Linked DNA regions of Homo sapiens: region 2 is linked to region 1. A link is an interaction called in ENCODE POLR2A ChIA-PET data of the cell type or tissue named here. Cell type or tissue: CD4-positive, alpha-beta T cell. All regions are shown on one strand. Links, peaks and the distances in the headings refer to the core of each region. The heading gives the core; the rest is flanking DNA. Region 1 overlaps GUCA1ANB-GUCA1A (GUCA1ANB-GUCA1A readthrough). Region 2 overlaps UBR2 (ubiquitin protein ligase E3 component n-recognin 2).

Region 1 (2,912 bases), core at 201-2,700:
AAACAGGGACAGGCAAATGACAGCACACAGGCCTGTTTTTGTAAATGAAGTTTTATTAGAACTCACCACATCTATTTATTTACGTAGAGAATTGTCTATGGCTGCTTTCACGTAAAATGACAGAGGGTGTTTGGCTGCAAAGCTGCATATTTACTCTTTGGCTCTTTACAGAAAAAGTTTGCCATTTTCTAATAAAAACTAAAAAGTTTTTAGTGCAAGTGCCAGCCCTTGCACTAAAAAATGGTTGTATCTTTGGGTATTGCACCAGATGTGCAGGGCTGGGGAGTACAGAGTGTGACTGGGGAGTGAAACCTGGGGGACAGGCCATTTGCTTTGCTTACTTCAAATGTTTGTCTGGGCTTGGGTTTGTCTGACAATCACACAGGTGCACACAAATCAATGCAAATCTCCATCTGCATTTGAGTACTGATATAGGATGATTTAGGAGAGGCTTTGTCATTCACTAGCTGTTTGGCCTAATCTCTCTCAACTTTGGCTTTGTCATTCAAACTAGAGACAAAAATATTCACCTCTTGGGGGTGGCTTGAGATTAAATGAGTAAAATGAATAAAGCACTCAGCCTAGGAAGTCCATGGAGAGCACTAAGAAAAGTTAGTATTGCTATATATTTTCATTGAATCTAATGCATACCACAATCTTGAAAAGTGCACACTGTCATTCCATTTTATACCTGGGAATACGGAGACTCAAGGTCATGTGACTTATCCAAGGTGATTTAGATCTTTCTGGCACAAAAATCCACACCTTTTCCATTGCCCCTTTTTAGACATTAAAAAAAAAACCTGCAAAAGCAATCCAGCTCATTGTAGAAATTTCCAGCAATACAGAAAGATAAAAAATGAAGAGCAAAAGTATCCTCACCTGGTGTCCCCTCCCCCAGAGGAAACCTCTTTAGCAGTTTTCTTGCTTATTCAAGCTGTGCTGTCTAGGGGCCTCTCTGGGCTCTGTGCTGATGACAGTCCTGGGAGGTGGGTTGGGACTGAATGAGCCCACTGTGGGGTTCAGAGTGTTTAAGGCCTTCCGGGGGCCTCAGCCCCTCAGGCAGCAGGGTGAGAAACTCCCAAAAGCTCACCCAAACCACGCTCCCATCCCTGGGGGTGCAGTTCTTCCTCCTCCCACCTACGCACATGTCTCCCATTTCCCCTAACTGGAAAGGCTCATGCTTGACAATCACAGGGAAGCAGGCAGCGCTCGCTAAAACCCAGATGCCTGTGAACAGACAGCGCCAGCCATTCACACCCCAGTGGATGCTGGCTTATTAGATTTGATTGGCAGCCTCTGGAGTAGGCAGGGTGGGCTATACAGGGCGTCTAGGAAGACAGATAGGTCACGGCGGAGACAGGGCTGGCCCCCTCGCTGCATCTCCGAGGGTCCGGGTCTCCCCTCAGCGTCTCTTGGGGCTTGCCGAGATGGGCGGAGCCTTGGGTTATGATGGGCGGGGCCTGAGGCTGGAGTGAGCGGGGCCCGGATGGGCTCACGGCGGCCGCGCCCCTCGCCCAGGACGGCTACATTGATTTCATGGAGTACGTGGCAGCGCTCAGCTTGGTCCTCAAGGGGAAGGTGGAACAGAAGCTCCGCTGGTACTTCAAGCTCTATGATGTAGATGGCAACGGCTGCATTGACCGCGATGAGCTGCTCACCATCATCCAGGTGCAGAGGGCCCGGCCAGGGCTGGGGGCAGCGGTCTGGGGTGGGACCCGGAACTGAGAGCCCAGGGTTAGAACAACAATCTCAGGATTGAGACAGGATGTGGGACTGAGGATCCTGGTGGCAGCTGTAGGCCTCACCAGCTGCGTGACCCAGGCCACGTTCCTTCCCTTCCTTGGCCTCAGTTTCCTCATCAATACCAAAAGACGATAGAAGTTTGACTCTTGAGTCCCAGCTCTGCCTAGGCCCCCGGGTACCCTGCACTCTACTCCTCACTGCTCTTGGGAGCCGGACAAGCTCTGACCGTCCCCAATCCTACCCCTGAGATAGGATAAGGATGGGCCCCTCTCACTTCTGCCCCTTCTTCCCTCCCAGGCCATTCGCGCCATTAACCCCTGCAGCGATACCACCATGACTGCAGAGGAGTTCACCGATACAGTGTTCTCCAAGATTGACGTCAACGGGGATGGTGAGGGGGCCGAGGAGGGGCTCCCCAGCGGAGGGGTCACCATGGATGTGGGGTCACCAGGGGTGGAAGGTCACTAAAGGAGAGGGTGAGGAAGGGAGGAGAGGCCCAAAGGCCCCCGTGCTGGTCACTTCCTCCACCTGCCTCTGCCCCAGCCACAAAGTTGGCTTTTAGGGGCCCCTGGACCAGAATCTGGGCTCTGGGTTCCTCTGCTTGCTGCACCCGCAGCAGGGGCTCTGACTTCTCCTCACGTGGGCTCTGTCCCTGCCCCTGGCAAGAACCCGGTTCTGTGCTCTGGACTGCAGAAATGAACACCCTCCTCCCCCTGATTCCCTTTCTCTCTACCCCAGGGGAACTCTCCCTGGAAGAGTTTATAGAGGGCGTCCAGAAGGACCAGATGCTCCTGGACACACTGACACGAAGCCTGGACCTTACCCGCATCGTGCGCAGGCTCCAGAATGGCGAGCAAGACGAGGAGGGGGCTGACGAGGCCGCTGAGGCAGCCGGCTGAGTGCACCGCCCGGCTGCTTCTGCACTAGCGGGTGGGGTGGTATGGTGGTGCCTGTTGGTGGTGTTCTTGTCTTAACCCTAGATAGAATCTAATGAACTCAGAGGCTTAGCTCGCCTCTTTAGGGTCCATGGTGGCAGCAGAGAGGCAGAAGTGGGAGTCCAGAGCCAGGAACAGTGAAGGATGGTTCCTGGCCCCTCTGAGTGACAGCTGGTGGCAGCACTCCTTGCTGGGGGGCACTGTTCAACATCCCTCTGCCGTCGGGTGACC
Region 2 (2,912 bases), core at 311-2,810, 430 kb after region 1:
CTCCATCTCAAAAAAAAAAAAAAAGTTGATAACATCACATCTATGCAATAAATTATTTAAATAAGTACATAATTATATTGAGAAATTAAAGACATAAAGCAAGCTAAAACATTTAAATCATTTATTATTGGTACAGCAGATTTTCAAATATAGGACTAAAGATTCAGATTACTGGTCAGGCGCAGTGGCTCACACCTGTAATCCCAGTGCTTTGGGAGACTGAGGCAGGTGGATCACTTGAGGTCAGGAGTTCAAGACCAGCCTGGCTAACATAGTGAAACCCTGTCTCTACTAAAAATACAACAGTTAGCCAGGCGTCGTGGCGCATGTCTGTAGTCCCAGCTCCTTGGGAGGCTGAGGGCAGAAGAATCACTTGGACCCAAGAGGTGGAGGTTGCGGTGAGCCGAGATTGCTCCACTGCACTCCAGCCTGGGTGACAGAGCGAGACTCCACCTCAAAAAAAGAAAAAAAAAAAAAAAAGATTCAGATTACTCATAAACTAGCTGAACCTTCGTATTTTTTTGTATGAATCCTAAGATTTCCTCTAGAAAATTAGGATCTGAATCAAGTAAGGCAAGGAGAATGGTGTTTTTCTTACATCCATGAAAAAGTCTCCTATGATGATGATAGTGTGGTTATATTAAGTAAAAATAATAACTTTGTTCTGCCAATAGAATAGCTTTTTAAGTTAATTTTTAAATCTTGCCATTTCTTTTTAAGAGAAATACCAGTAGACAGACAAAGCCACTCAAAGTTCAAGTTATGCATTCGTCTATTGTCGCACATCAGAATTTTGGTTTGAAACTTTTGTCTTGGCTGGGAAGTATTATTGGATATTCAGGTAGGTTCATAAAAGTTCATGCCAATTGTCTATTAAAAATGAGCTCAATATGCTGTTGCAAAACTGTTTTGGGAAAACTATCAACTGGAATAATTTCCTGCTTTAATTTTACATTTTAAAATACCATTTCAAAATATCTTTATGCATAGAAGAAAACCTATGTTTAACAAATTTGGTCATACTGGATATTTTTTATATGCACACAAAGGATTCTCTATTCAAATAAATTCAGGAAACATTGGTTTAAACAATTGTAAAGGACATTAATATGCTAATGCAATGCAATGTACATTTCACAAACAATTTTTTTTTAAACTTTTTTTAGTGGAGCATTTTGCAGAACTCTTCTACTGAGTAAGCTGGAAAAATGCTGCTGTAAATAAAAACCTAAGTGATTAGCTGTTTAAACGATAAAACACTAATGTTGATTTATGTGATTTGACTCCAACAACTTTGGTTACCAATAATTTGCAACACTGAAAATTTGTAAATTGGAAGTTACCAATTTGCGTTTTTAAAAAATTTTTGGCCAGGTGCCATGGCTCATGCCTGTAATCCTAGCACTTTGGGAGGCCAAGGTGGGTGGATAACCTGAGGTCAGGAGTTCAAGACCAGCCTGACCAACATGGCAAAACCTCATCTCTACTAAAAATACAAAAATTAGCCAGGCGTGGTGGCATGTTCCTGTAATCCCAGCTACTCAGGAGGCTGAGGCAGGAGAATCACTTGAACCCAGGAAGCAGAGGTTGCAGTGAGCCAACATCACGCCACTTTGCTCCAGCCTGGGCAAAAGAGTGAAACTCTGTTTCAAAAAAAAAAAAATTCCAGAGTCTAGAAATTCGGTCATTTTTCTCTTTATGTAATGGTAAGAATTAAGAATCCTCACATCTGCAACCAAAAATACAAGCCTGGTGTGTAACACTAAAGGGTAAAACAGGGATAGATATAAGCTGTTATGCTATTCTTCAGGCAACACTGTGGATAAGTGACATTCAGATGTTTACTGTAAAGAAAAATTTGAATACATTTGTATTGAAGGGCTTTTAGAAAAGAGCATTACTACACAGAACTGAGAGTTGAAAATATGAAGGTGTGGAAGATTAAGAGAACGCGTTTACTTTAAAAGATAATTTAAAAGTTATCTTTCCAGGCTGACACGGTGGCCCACTCCTCTAGTCATAACACTCTGGGAGGCTGTGGTGGGACGATCCCTCGAGCCCAGGAGTTCATAGACCAGCCTGGGTAATATAGGGAGACCCCATCTCTATCTAAAATTTTTTTTAAAAGAAAATAAATATCTTTACAGTTATTTTTCTTAGTCCTATGTTCTTTATTTTGGTGTTTTCCATTGGATACCTGCATGCCAAGTGTTGTGCTACAGTATTACTGAAGAGTATAATGGAAGTAATGTCCTGCTGAAAATTTTCTTTGAGATATTAATCATTAATAATTTATATATTGCTATTTAATACTTACATAGGTCTTTAGCCTTTTAAAGGATTTCTGTTTGACAGCTTTTATAATTGAAAGTTATTCCATTTTTTTTTTAATTTTGCATGCTTGAAAAAGATGAAAACAGTGATTTAAATTATGAAGTATGGGGCCAGGTGCAGTGGCTCATGCTGGTAATCCCAGCACTTTGAGAGGCTAAGGCAAGTGGGTCACTTGAGCCCAAGAGTTCAAGACCAGCCTGGCCAACATGGTGTGAAACCCCGTCTGTACTAAAAATACAAAAATTAGCCAGGCGTGGTGGTGCATGCCTGTAATCCCAGGTACTTGGGAGGCTGAGGCACAGGAATTGCGTGAACCCAGGAGGCAGAGGTTGCAGTGAGCCAAGATCACATCACCGCACTGCAGCCTGGGTGACAGAGTAAGACTCTGTCTCCAAAAAAAAAAAAAAAAAAAAAAAAAAAACTATATATATATACACACACACACACACACACACACACACGCGCGCACATATATATACACACACACGTACATATATATGTATGCATGTACATATATGTGCGTATATGGGTATGTATATATGTGTATATGTGTATGTGTGTATGTATGTGTGTATATA

The links. Peaks named below come from ENCODE experiments on the same cell type or tissue, not always from the same donor. Only the 100,000 strongest peaks of a DNase experiment are listed, where the experiment ranks them.
Region 2: POLR2A ChIA-PET joins it to region 1 with 7 read pairs; 2 of 35 experiments call an interaction of 5 or more read pairs at or near these places.

What each region holds. Positions count from the first base shown.
Region 1 is chr6:42,176,759-42,179,670 of GRCh38, forward strand. It overlaps GUCA1ANB-GUCA1A (GUCA1ANB-GUCA1A readthrough), which reads left to right. Exons shown (of 5, transcript NM_001319062.2): 3 at 1,522-1,671; 4 at 2,044-2,137; 5 at 2,485-2,912. The coding sequence ends at 2,645. It overlaps GUCA1A (guanylate cyclase activator 1A), which reads left to right. Exons shown (of 4, transcript NM_001384910.1): 2 at 1,522-1,671; 3 at 2,044-2,137; 4 at 2,485-2,912. The coding sequence ends at 2,645. Among named protein-coding and RNA genes, the nearest start is that of GUCA1A, 4.9 kb to the left of the region's middle. RefSeq lists an enhancer at 2,272-2,912. In CD4-positive, alpha-beta T cell, for the core only: no CTCF peak of the experiment used is centred there; a DNase peak (open chromatin) is centred at 1,453; H3K27me3 peaks cover 197 bases.
Region 2 is chr6:42,611,451-42,614,362 of GRCh38, forward strand. It overlaps UBR2 (ubiquitin protein ligase E3 component n-recognin 2), which reads left to right. Exons shown (of 47, transcript NM_001363705.2): 8 at 721-841. Among named protein-coding and RNA genes, the nearest start is that of UBR2, 49 kb to the left of the region's middle. In CD4-positive, alpha-beta T cell, for the core only: no CTCF peak of the experiment used is centred there; no DNase peak of the experiment used is centred there.